Regions from separate parts of the Mus musculus genome. Here region 1 is linked to region 2. The links are chromatin loops, found by intact Hi-C in ENCODE. Cell type or tissue: left cerebral cortex. All regions are shown on one strand.

Region 1 (2,500 bases), 85 kb after region 2:
AGGAATAGCTTAAGCTCTCATCTTCATAAATGAGGCCAGTTGCCTGTTTAATAAGCTTGTCTGATTCATGGTATCAAACACAGGCACGGGGATCTAAGTTCACCCTTTGCTCTCTCTGAGAATGTAGACCTGGAAACTTTTAATAGCCTAGTTGAGGGATGGAGAGCAGAAAAAGGAGAGGGGAAAGTGGGGAGGAGGAGACCCAGCAGCAACTTCTAGAAGATGATACTTTCTGAAGAAAATTGTAACAGAACAGAAAATTAAGCTTTGATAAAGAAAAAACTCTTTTTTTTTTTCAGTGTGCAATAAATAGCTTTGAGGAAAGAAAGAATGCAAATCTTAGTTAAAATGTTGCTGGAGAAAGTAACGGCTCTCCTAAAAGGCAAGCAGACCAGGCTGAGATGTAGCCCGGGCAGAGCATTAGCCTGCAAGCCGGAGGTCCTGAGGCTAAATCCCACACGAGTAAAAATGGGACAGAGAAGGACGGGAGGAGGGGAAGGGCGGGTGAAGAAATTCCGGCAGAGCAAATAACAGTCAGAACATTGACTACCCCTAGCCCAAGCCAGGGGGAAGCTTACCTTCTTAATGAAATAGAAATAGGAGGAAAATGGGGCTGCTGGGAAGGCTCAGTGAGAGAAGAGAAAGTTTGTATCACTAAGTCCAGCCACCTGAGACCTGTCTCTGAAATCCACAAGGTGGAAGGAGAAGCCTGACCCCCAAATGTTTTCCTCAGTTTCCCACACATGCATTGGTATCTGTGTGCATGTGTGTGTGTAGGCTGTGTATGTTGGGGGGGGGGGATCCCAATCAATAAGAAAAAAATTAAAAATAAGGCAGCAGCAATTAGTTATGAGAAGACATAATATTTTAATATTTATGTGTCTCTGTGAATGTATATGTGTACATGTTCATGTATGTGCACACGTGTCTACATGTGTTTGGAACCAGGTCAACATAGAATATCATCCTCTATCATTCTCTGTCTTATTTTCTGAGACCATCTGTCACTGAACCTGAGGCTCACAGATTCGGCAAACCTGGCTAAGCTGGGAGTTGGGGGATCTTCCTGTCTCTGCCTCCCAGCACTGGTGACTACAGGATCCTGCCATACACATCCGACTTCTTATATGGGCGCTCAAGATCTAAGTCAACATTCCAATCGAACAAAAGTGTCAACAGAAAGAACCGGGAGGCAGGTGCATGGCTAACATTTTTTTTTTTAAGGAAAAAAAAGGGGGTCAGTATTGCAGGAACAGAGTGGGCCAGAGCAAGCAAGGCAGCAGATGGAGTCGGACCGGAGCCAAATGTTCAGCAGTGGCGCTGGAGAGCAGACTGTCACATGCTCTATAACTTCAGTTAGCCAGTGTGGGAGGAGTTAAATCAGGCCGGGAGGCAAAAGCTGCAAGTCAGAGGCTCTCCCTGGGAAGCTGGCTTCTCATGACCACTTCTAGGCCACCTGGGCCTTCTACTATGACTAAGGCCGGAAGATACAGGAAGATCAGGAAGAATTTTTGCCCGGCATTGCCACTATGAGTTCTGACCATCAGGAAAAAGGGACAAAGTCGGGTGACTAAGTTGGTAGCTGTTAATACAACCTGGGTGGGATGATTTGGTAGCCTCACCCACGGTGCCAGTGGAACGAGAGTGAGAGGAAGCTAACCTCAGCATCTGAAGAGTTGCTCGGTTCTGAATCAGGGCCAGGTTTCACATCCACAAATCATCCACAGCTATTGCTAGCCAGGTACAACAGCCTGAGCCTGTAACCCCAGCCTCTAGGGAGACTAGGGCAGGAAGATTGAGCCCAGGAGCTCACAGCTAACCTGAGTACCATATTGAGAACCTACCTCAAAAAACAAATACCGGGACTGGAGAGGTGGCTCAGCAGTTAACACACTGGCTGCTCTTCCAGGTAACCCAGGTCCCATTCCCAGAAACCACATGGTGTGGCTCACAATCATCTCTGACTCCAGTCCCAGGAGACCTGACATCCCCTTCTGACCTCTGTGTGGGTACCAGGCAAGCACATGGTGCATAGACATACAGACAGAACCAAAGAACACATAAAATAAAATTTTAAATAATTTTAAAAAACAAAATTCCGCATTCTAACCTCAGCATCTCCTTCCCAGTTCTAAAATAAGACCCACGAGTCAAATTAGTTCAGCGAGCTCAAACAGAACAAGTCTTAGATGCAGTGGTGTTGGTCCGACTTCTGTCATGGTGACAAATATCTGAAACAAACTGTAAAATAATTATGGTTTCCTCTAAACTCAGGCTCCAGAGGTTCAGTTCGTGGTTCATGGGCTCTCCATCACCACGAGCCTGGCACATGGGGATCAGGATGTCAGAGCAGCAAGGTGAGTGGCAGGGGAGGTTGCTTACCTCGTGGTGACCCAGAGAGTCTGGCTGTGCTAATGGCTTCTTTCTTCCTTAACTCAACTCACAACTCATAAGACACTGCTGCCCACATTCCTGTCAGGCCTTTGTCTCTTAACAGATG
Region 2 (2,500 bases):
TTCCCATTAATCCTCTTTTGCTGAGGGTTTTTGTGATGGCTGTTCACTTGTATTTATCTGCATGAAGATGCCCTTTCCTTTCTTATAATGTCCTCATTGAGGATATTTATAGATAGTACATACATCAGTCACGTTTTCATATTCTCTGGGGAAGTTTAAGTTTTACTATTTTATATTCTAAGTGTATGAGTGTTTTCATGCACGAATGCACATGAATCCCATGTGTGCCGTGCCTGATGAGGTCAGAAAAGGGCATCAGATCTCTTGGGTTGGTGTTACACGCGGTGGAGAGCTACCAGGTCTGTGCTCGGAACAGAACCCGGGTTCTCTGCAACAGTAGTAATCACTCTTAAAACTGAGCCATCTCTTTAGCTCACTCTGGAAAATGTCTCAAGCCTAGAGTTTTATGTGTGTGAGGTCTTAATTATGGGTTAAACTTCTTTTATAGCTATAAGACCAATCAGACTTTGTATCTCTCCTGGCATTGGTTTTTTGCTCTTCCCCTACCAAGAGCACCATTATTTAGATATAATTACCATCTTGTATAATTTACTTATGGGTGGCACATGCCTGCAGTCCCAGCACCTGAGAGGCAAAAGCAAGAGGAGACGCTCCAGGCCATCATTCCAGGCTATATAATGAGTTTGAGGCCAGCCTGAACCATATAATGAGAGTCTATCTGAAAACCCATATCTGATATGATGGTTTTAGTACATATATAGTGTTGTGTAAGCTCTATGTCAATCAGTAGTACAGTCTTGCACCATCCTCACAACCTGACATCCATTAGACGTCACTTCCTGTTTTCCCTACTCCTAATCCTTGACAACCTTCTGTTTTTATGGATTTGCCTGTTCCTGACATTTCATGTTAAGCAAAGTGACTCAGGATGTTGAATTTTGCTGAGTGGATTTTACTGAGTAGCATAATGTCTTCAAGACAGAATTATATGACATCATATACCTGTACTTCACTCTTTTTAATGCCAAACAATGCCCCATTTTGCGTGGTGATGTGGGATCCTTTAACAATGACCGTCACTGGGGTTGGATTCACTTTCTGGCTATGAGGAACAATGTTCCCATGAAAAGTCATATGTAAGTCTCTGTGCAGCACCATTTCTAATTCCTACCTGCTGTGAGGCTTTGTCTACGTCCCCATTAATACTTCTCACTACAGTCGCTCTTACAGTATTTTCCTTAGTAAATATGAAGTAGTACCTCACAGTGTCTCTCATCTCCCTCTTCTAGGGGACCAATGATGCTTTGTATCATTTCAAGCTCTTGGCAGCCATCTTTATAGGAGAAATGTCTGTTCTGATCTTTTGCCCATTCCGGGAGCCATTTGACTTTTTAAAAAGTGATTTATTTTATTTTTCAGCACACTGTCACTGACACACCAGAAGAAGGCACCAGTGAGCCACCATGTGGTTGCTGGGATTTGAACTCAGGACCTCCATCCAGAAGAGCAGTCAGTGCTCTTAACCACTGAACCATCTTTCTAACCTCTTGACCATTCTTAAAATCAGGCTTACTTTTTAAAGTTTAATGTTAGGTTTGGAAATTATGTTACTCTAGGAACTTTTGAGTGAAATTTTAAGTTTATTGGCATCAAGTTTTTCCAGCCATTTTTTTGGCTGCTGTTGTTCCAGTGCTGGGTACCAACCGCAAGGCTTCCTGCTCTGCTGCATCCTAAGCCGCCTTCTTAGCAGCTCCAGGATTTGTAGTGATAGCCTTCTTTTCTGCTTTTAATCCTGGGAAACTATGTATACTTTTAATTTCTTAGCATGGTTACTATTTCTCCTTTGATACACATTTCAAATATTGGAGGATTTCCCAGAGAAAGTGATTCATTGCTGCAGGCAGTGATTTCCTCCGTGGGTAGAGAAAATGCTATATGACTCCAGTCCTTTGGAATTTATTAATATTTGCTTTATGGCCTGATTTGAGGTCAGTTTCAGAAAATATTCTGTGTGTGCTTGAAACAGGACGAATTCCACGGTGGTGGAGGTGGCGTTACCATGGGCTTCTAATAGCAGATGATTTGAGAGTTGGCTTTGTGTGTGTGTGACAGCTTAGGTGTTTCTTGACTGAACTGAGAATCATTCACCCGCAGCAGAGCTCTCCTTTAACAAGCTATTGGGAGAGTACCCTGACTGCATGGTGCCCTCTAAGAGGGAAAAGTAGTATGTATGCATGGTGTGTGTGAAGGCCAGAGGAGGCACCATCCTCTGTTTGCCTCATGCACTGAGACAAGGTCGCTCACTGATCTTGGACTTGCTGCATTGTGAAGGCTGGCAGCTAGCAAGCCCTAGTGTTCTTCCAGCCCCTATGCCCTTCTCCCCACCCCCATGTGAAGAGGTATAGGTGGTTGTGAACTTCCTGTCTCGGGTGCTGGGAACTGAACCCAGGTCCTTCTCAAGAGCATCAAGTGCTCTTAGCCGTTTAGTCATCTCTCTAGCCATGGCTTTCTGTTATATGGATGCTGGGGAGCTGAACCC

What was found. Peaks named below come from ENCODE experiments on the same cell type or tissue, not always from the same donor. Only the 100,000 strongest peaks of a DNase experiment are listed, where the experiment ranks them.
Region 1: it touches region 2 in a loop (2.4-fold over the local background); 5 of 42 quality-filtered maps call a loop at or near these places.

Annotation. Positions count from the first base shown.
Region 1 is chr10:59,592,680-59,595,179 of GRCm38, forward strand. The region is part of intron 1 of Mcu (mitochondrial calcium uniporter); the gene reads right to left. Among named protein-coding and RNA genes, the nearest start is that of Gm40671, 18 kb to the left of the region's middle. In left cerebral cortex, a CTCF peak has its summit at 1,296; a DNase peak (open chromatin) is centred at 1,331; H3K27ac peaks cover 841 bases.
Region 2 is chr10:59,507,489-59,509,988 of GRCm38, forward strand. The region is part of intron 1 of Mcu (mitochondrial calcium uniporter); the gene reads right to left. Among named protein-coding and RNA genes, the nearest start is that of Gm40671, 67 kb to the right of the region's middle. In left cerebral cortex, a CTCF peak has its summit at 1,414 (motif pointing right); a DNase peak (open chromatin) is centred at 1,873.